Regions from separate parts of the Mus musculus genome. Here all the other regions are linked to region 1. The links are chromatin loops, found by intact Hi-C in ENCODE. Cell type or tissue: left cerebral cortex. All regions are shown on one strand. Region 1 overlaps Gm32224 (a long non-coding RNA gene). Region 2 overlaps Gm32307 (a long non-coding RNA gene). Region 3 overlaps Gm32307 (a long non-coding RNA gene).

Region 1 (2,500 bases):
CAGAGGCTCTGCTAAGCATCAGGCATCAAGCACTTTGGATTCCAAGTGTCATAGTGGCTCAGAGGTTGACCTTGACCAGTCTAATGTCAGAGCACCAGGAAGTTGAGGAGGAAACTGGAGTTTAGACAGACCTGCTGTGCCTCTCAGCCAGTCGATCTGCTCAGCAATGCTCTGCCTACTTCAAGATCACTGACTCCTGTTTGCTAAGACATTTTGTTTTCTCCCTGATTGAGAGATGCCAAGTTATGAGGCTGACTTCCAAAACGTGATTCTCCTGTCTCGGTTTATAAGGATAGCTCCCAAGCTCTGAATGGCCTCCTGAGAACGGAAGAAACAGGCTCTTCACATCCCAAATAGAACCCCAATGTCAGCCCTACCAGAGCAGAAGCCGAAGCCATGCCCTGTTTGTGGCCACACTGCCAGGTCTAGAGATGCTCTCTCAGATAGTACATGATACTCAATAAATATTTGTTCAGAGGATGAGGGAATAAGCCCTTGACTCAGGGGAAACTTAACTCTAATATCAAAGCGAACTCATCTCTTTGAAAGTACATTCCCACAAAGCACCAGCGGAGCCAGGATGATTCTGCTTGCTTCGATCAACGGTCTTCTTACATGCCTGGGCCGTGAAGGTGAAATGACTCACATTTACAATAATGGCAAGAACATCCGTGCACATGACTCCTCCAAGTCTGAGAGTGAATTAACCCATAACTACTGCAATCAACCCACAGGTGAGGATCGGCATAGACTCGGCTGGTTCTCTAACCCCCACACATGGGGGTGCGGGGCCTGTGCTGGCGCTGGAGCCCGGCGTGATTTACGTGGTAGCCTTCATGAAGCAGGCTCGTGGAGGGAGTCCTCCTCCAGGCAGTGATGGTGCTCATTACCATCTCACCTTCATGCTCAAGCAGGAAGCTCTGATTGCAGCCAGAGAGTGACTGGAGGCTTCCTCCCCTGCTGGAAGGGGGTGGAAGATGTCTGATGGCATTCTCCACAGCATCCCTTCTGATTAATCAGGCTGCTCCAATCTGTGTGGGAGAATAGCTCCAGGAAGGAAATCTGCCTGGAGAGTCATTCTGTGTCTCATGCCTGTGCAGGTGAACTCAAAGCACGGGCAGAAGCCCCTGCTAGGACTCTTAGGACGGGGACATTCTTTGTGTAATAAAAGTGACAGACACACTGGGAATTTTACTTCCCAGGGACTCTCAGGAGTCAGAAAACCCAGGGACCAGCTTTTGTGCTTTGCTTTTGAGAGATGTCTTTCTGAGACAAAAATCTCACTTGCTAACCCAGGCTATTTTCCAACTTGTGAACCTCCTAAGTGTTGGGATGACAGTTCTTTCCCATCACATTTGGCATCAAGGTGATTTTATGGAAAGGTAGGCATCTAAGCTTTGGGCTCTCCTGTGTCTGTGTTGGACACTATTTCTACTGCTTATTAGTTCTTGAAATTGGGTGATCTATGAGGCTATGAGTGCTTTGTGGCCTGTTGTTGTTGCTCACAGAAACTCTGTAGAACATGACTGAGTTCCTTAGTGGGTTTTGTATGAATGGCACCATATTCCCTCATTGGCCAGACCCCAACAACAGTAACAAAGGGCAGTGTGGCCCTGCTGTGATGTGAGTGCGATCCCAGGCTCATGTGTCCGTAGTGTGATTACTCCACACAACCATGGGAGGGTGCCCAGCTTATAAGGTTTATACCCCACCTTGGTGGGTGAGTTTACACCCCCTCTAAAGGGATTTGAGGGCATCAGACAGATCACTAGCTCCCTCTTACTATGTGGTGCCCTGTGCCATATTCTAGTGCAGCAAGCGGGGCCTCACCAGGTGCATTCCTCCATTGTCATGCTTGCTTGCTTCTATGAGCTTAAGAAATAGACCTCTGCTCCTCCTACTTTACCTAGTCTATAGTGTTCTGTCACAGTGGCAGATATGGACTAGAGTGTGTCCTACAGAGACTCTTTTAGAATGTTGCCAATGTTAACATGGGGAATCCTACAGAGATAATCTTCCAGGCAACCAGCAGTGAACTTGCTAGTTTTTTGTTTTGTTTTGTTTTGTTTTGTTTTTTCCGAGATAGGGTTTCTCTGTATAGCCCTGGCTGTCCTGGAACTCACTTTGTAGACCAGGCTGGCCTCAAACTCAGAAATTTGCCTGCCTCTGCCTCTCGAGTGCTGGGATTAAAGGCATGTGCCACTATGCCCGGCTTGAACTTGTTAGTTTTATCAAAAGTTGTGGAATTGCAGAAAGAATCCCATCATCCAGGCCATGCAGAGCCTGAAAGTTCTAGTGTTGTGGCCTTCACAGAGGAGCCAGAACGTGGGGAGGGAAAAGCCACTGGCTACAGGGAAGAGGGCACAGGCATGGCAGGGCTACAGTCCAGTCCGGACCCTAGGCTCCAGGTAAGGCTTTGCCTCTGCCTCTCAGCTTCATGGCAGCTGTGTGGGATCTTCTGTTTCTTGCACTACATTTGTGCTTCCTTCACCGATCTTCA
Region 2 (2,500 bases), 59 kb before region 1:
AGGAAGAAGAGAAGATGAAGGCAAAACTCCAGAGACCCAAGCAGTCACAGGCATGGCAGGGCTATATGGGCAATGCCCAGTGGCACACAGGGACAGGTGCCTTGGGAGACTGACCCTCAGACAGTTGGAGAGATGAAGATAACAGAGTCACATGACAGAGCCACACCCATGCACGCAAGCACGCACGCAGGCACACACACACACACACGCATAATCCATGCTGGCACCCACATAAGACATACAAGTACACAGTTACGGACATGTAAAGATGTCCCCCACACATCCTCACACACTCCAGTACTCACGGACAGACAGACAGACAAACAGACAGACAGACACATGGCCAGGCTGATGCAGAGGAGGAGTGAGAAGACAAAGAAGCTTTGAGTTGAGCCCGCCTGCCCCAGAACCCAGACATCACAGCTCTGCAGTCCCCCTAGGAGCCCTCCGCAACGCCAGGAGAAATTCCTAGGATATTAGCTAAAGTCAGACACAAACATTCCTGTCTTCCTCTCCAGATGTACAGCTCGTGAACGCCACACAGCCCTCAGGCTCCTACCCAGCCCTCATCCTTGGCCCCCTCCCTAGCCTCCTAGGAATGCTGCCTGGTGACTTGTTTGGAGAGAGAGAGGGTGGCCAGAAGGGTACTACAAGTTGGCAAGGGTCACACTTAGGGGTGGGAGGTAGCTCAGGGTTCTGCACACAGCTGTGGAGTGGTTCAAGGTCAGGCAGAGGAGAGACTTGAGGTAGTGTGGGGATGCTGTGGAGAGCTGGATTGTCAGGACTCTTGGGTGTTTCCAGAGAGCTGGGCGCAGGCTACAATCCCTGTGTTCAAATGCATATCCAGGCCAGAAGGTTCAGCTCAACATGGGGTCCTTAGAAATATTGACACTTGCTTCTGTCCCTGTGGACACACAGTCCACCCTTCAGAAATAGGGTATCTACAGCTCTGTACTGTCTTCCCTGTCTGTCTGGGACATCTGTATCTTGACTGTGCAGTAATGGTTCTTTTTTCAGACAAGTGTCCTCACCCTTCCTTTATGAAGTTTACAGTTGATTCTTTCTGACATTGATGACTATCTTAATATTTGTCTGGCTCCTGGGTAGACCAGAAGTTCCTTGGGAAAGGACAACAATCTATTGGCTAGAGTCAGAGGTCATTGTGTGCCAAGTATTCAGCAACAGTGGGACTGCTTCACACATGCCACAGTAAAGTCTGTCTGGCCTCAGTTTCTATATCTAGAAGATGGGTTGAAATTGAATTTTTTCCCCACAAGGGTCTTGTGATGAGAGAGTGAGATAGTGGGAATGAAGGGCTTCGGGGACCTCTTCTCTCCACTCCTGTGAGAGCTTAGTGACATTATTTTTAGACCCTAGGGGGAAGCTTAGGGACAGCATACACTTAGGCAAACAGGGCTCTTTAATCATGTGCCTGGAAGCTGTAGGTTACCTAGAAATGTGTTTTAGGAGGGCTGCAAAGTATCTTGAATCCTTTCAGGTACTTCAAATGAAATGACTACAACTCTGCCGTTAGGGGCAGCAAACCCACATTACCGCATAAACCCATTGAAATAGCCCGTCCTTCTCCATCAGCATGAAGAGCTGTTCAGCTGAGGCTTTCTTAGAGGCGCCATCAGCCTGTTAGAGAGTTGTCTCGGTGTCTGAGCCAGCTGAGTCAGTCATTGTATTCTACCATGAGGATGTGAGGACCACCGGCCACTGGCCCTGAGACAAGCCAAGTTTCATATTTTCAATCTATCACAGTAGCTCCGATCCCCAGGAAACCCCATCTTCCTCAGTGGATAGCAGCCAACCCTACAGACCCTGTCTCCTGTGTGGTAGCTTCTCACGTTCGATTTTATGCTGCTCGGCTTTCATTTCTACCATCCCCCAGCCCACAAGAAAGTGGCCCAGCTAGCTGCTCATAACATCCCTGGAACGAAAGAGTAAACTGCACCTGTGCTGCTGACGGACCCCACGATGATGTGAAGTCCCAGGAATTCTTTTGGTGACCGTGCAGTGGGAGTTTGCAGCTGTAGGTAGATGGGCTGGGCCTGAGACATGGGCTTATTTGCCTTTTGCTTGGACAAGGCCTGCTTTACAAGAGGCAGCTCATTCTGCTGTAGATATATGTCCTGTCGTAAAGTGCTTAATATTCCACCCCTGCTTGCACTAACAGATACAGACAGCTACTCATGCTCACGGCTCCTCTGTGGACGTCTCTGGCAGGACCTACTGGGCAGATACAGGGGTTTCCTGGTGGCCACATACTTGTCTCCACTCCTCCAGTCTGCGTGATGATGAGCTGCTGCACCCATCAGCAGACAGGGACCTGTGTGTGACCTCCCGAGGGTTCAGGGTGACCGGCACTGAGTCATTTCTTTCTAGCTGTCTGAGAAAGCCTTTGTGTTAAGTACTAGCCATCAACTCATACGATCTTCTTAGTAGCTGTGCAAAGAGGAGTTGTTAACATTGTTCCCGTGAGGCATAGCAGGGAACT
Region 3 (2,500 bases), 49 kb before region 1:
AGCACACTGCAGCCCACAGGTCAGAATCTCTGACTGCTTTCTGCTTTTGAAAATAAAGCTTTATTGAAATCCAGCTTCTTTCAGTTGTTTATGTACAGCTTAGAGCAAAGAAGTTACAATATGGCCTCCAAAGCTCAACATACGTACTTCCCAGACAATATTTGGCTACCGTTGCTCTAGACCCTTTAATACATCTTGGACCCACTGGAAGGTTTAAGAATCAAGCACAAAACTATCTAGACGCCATTATATGTCACCAGAAGGCAGCATGGTTTTCTAGAGCTCCGTGGCAGCCTGACATGTGTCTTAGGGATTTAGAAGTTTCCAGCAAGCTTGTGCATCAATTATCCCATTTAATCCCCCAACAAGCCTGTGTGAGGTTAATGGTAATTTTATCCCAATTTTGCAGATGAGAAACTAAGACAAAGAGAAATTAAGGGACTTGCTGAAGACCACATGTCTGGGAGATAACCAAGCCCCAGCAGCCTGAGTGGAAAATTCCAGCCTTTTTCCACTGCATGATAAGGCAGATGTTTCACACATTCTGTTACTTAGTCATCCCACTGCCCCACCTCCTGTCCATCTTCCTAGCTCCCAACGTCCCTGCAGTCACAGAGAAAGCTTTTGTCCACTCTGCTGTGTGTGCTTGGCGGGGAGTGTGTGTGTGGGGGGGTGTCACATTTCCTCTGCCTGTGTGCTTGCTGTGTGGGCGAATGCCGGGGATGTTAACGAACAGTGACAGATAATCTCTGATTGGCTGGCACTCATGAAGAGTCAGTGGACCAGGTAATTCTGACCCACATCCTGACAGTGCCATCTGAGAGGGCTCCTGACCATTCAGGCTGGCATCTGGGAGGAGTCTTGCGGTGCCTACCACCCACCCTCTGGGTCCCTAGAGTGGACACTCTGGTCCATCCATTCTGAGCACAAAGGTTGCAGAGCCCTTGCTCACTGATGTATCGGGGAGCTGTTCTTAATGCAATTATGACTCATTTATTAGATACCAGGATGTGGCTGTGCTATGTCAGGCTCACTTGGCAGGCACCTGCTCTTTGCCATGCATGTGCATGCGCGTGCACACACTTGTTTCTGGCAGTTTCGTGAGCCATCGCTAGAGCTCTGTGTGCTGTGGGTAGCACATTTAGCTGGTTAAAATATAATATACGACGGGATCATATTTAACAAGGAAAACAGGGTCCAAATGGACAGAGGAGCAGTGTGGCTGAGTTGCTATGGAAACCCCTTGTTCGGAATTTCCTGACTCCTAGGAGATTACATTTTCAACCTTAATGCTGTATTAACATAAGCTTTGGCACTTAATGTGTCTGTTTTTCACCTCCCCTCTCTCTTTTGCTTACAGGCGAGGAAAGCAGGGAGGAGAGACTCCCAGGAGAAGATGAGAGAGGCTGCACTTCAGGATCCAGCTCAAACCAGTCCCTGCCAGGGCGAGGTGTTCCATGCTTTCCAAAGCTTACCAGGTCCATTATCTCTGTGACCTAGAGACAGGCCTGCCAACCGGGCTTGTGTGAGGTCACTGTGCCCTGTGCGTGACGCCCTCCCTCCAAAGCCTCGTGCATCCATTCCTTCCCCTCCATCGCACCTCAGCTCTGATCATCTCTCAAGGGTGAAGCAATAGGTTTCTGCTCGGCTCCTGCTCCCAGCTCGTGCCCTCTAGCCGCCTGAGTGATCATTCTGCACTACAAATTTGTTCATTCTGCAGTTGGCTGAACAGCTTCCATCAGCCGCCGGAGGGAGCAGAATAAAATTCTGACTTCTTTGCACCCAAGGTTGCTTTCCATCTCTGCAAAGTTTTTTTTTTTTTTTTTTTTTTTTCCTCCTGGAACTCCCATAGTAGCCCCACCCTGCCTTCCCAGACTGAAAACCAAAATGCACTTTCTTATTGCATCGAACACTTACCAGGCTCATCCTGGCTCATGCCACACACCTACTCACCCCCATGTCTCCCTGCCCTATCTAACTCTTAAATGTCTTTTATGTCATAGCTCAGTACTACCTCCTTTGGACTGTGTGCAGGGTTTCCCTGTCTACCTTGGTACTAAGGTGTTTGGCCCCCAATGCTCCTGTGGGTAGCTCTCACCAGCTATGATATCTTGACCCCCTCATGACCCTAAAAATGTCATAAACCAAGAAACTTCATGTCCCTTACACCACATCCTGTTACAGAACTCAGTAGATGCTCAAACCTCATTTTGGAACTTGAGTTTCCAGGGGAGGACAGTGAAGCTTGGTGCTCCAGCATCCTGCTCTCCCTCACTCTCACATCTTCTGCTGTGCACCACAGGGGCACTCCGGTGTGGGAGAGTTGGCCTCTGAGATCACCAGAGCCATTCCCCTGTCCCCAATCCCTAAGCCCAGGCTCTTCCCCCTTTCAGGCTTAGGGGACCTTTGAAAATTAGCTCCCCCCCTAGCCCCAGTTGATCATACAGCAGCTCCCACAGACTAGGAAGAAATCCAGGGAAGCCACGGTGATGACACACTG

The links. Peaks named below come from ENCODE experiments on the same cell type or tissue, not always from the same donor. Only the 100,000 strongest peaks of a DNase experiment are listed, where the experiment ranks them.
Region 2: a loop joins it to region 1, with 2.4 times the contacts of the local background. A loop is called at or near these places in 3 of 42 quality-filtered maps.
Region 3: a loop joins it to region 1, with 2.0 times the contacts of the local background. A loop is called at or near these places in 4 of 42 quality-filtered maps.

The regions. Positions count from the first base shown.
Region 1 is chr14:25,135,899-25,138,398 of GRCm38, reverse strand. It overlaps Gm32224 (a long non-coding RNA gene), which reads right to left. Exons shown (of 5, transcript XR_383270.2): 4 at 517-2,500. Among named protein-coding and RNA genes, the nearest start is that of 4930572O13Rik, 6.1 kb to the left of the region's middle. In left cerebral cortex, a CTCF peak has its summit at 967; a DNase peak (open chromatin) is centred at 860; H3K27ac peaks cover 953 bases.
Region 2 is chr14:25,195,041-25,197,540 of GRCm38, reverse strand. All of the region lies in intron 1 of Gm32307 (a long non-coding RNA gene), which reads left to right. Among named protein-coding and RNA genes, the nearest start is that of Gm32307, 2.8 kb to the left of the region's middle. In left cerebral cortex, a CTCF peak has its summit at 1,543; no DNase peak of the experiment used is centred here.
Region 3 is chr14:25,184,772-25,187,271 of GRCm38, reverse strand. Gm32307 (a long non-coding RNA gene) reads left to right here. Exons shown (of 3, transcript XR_874431.2): 3 at 1,361-1,786. Among named protein-coding and RNA genes, the nearest start is that of Gm32307, 13 kb to the left of the region's middle. In left cerebral cortex, a CTCF peak has its summit at 1,135; DNase peaks (open chromatin) are centred at 624 and 1,082; H3K27ac peaks cover 1,790 bases.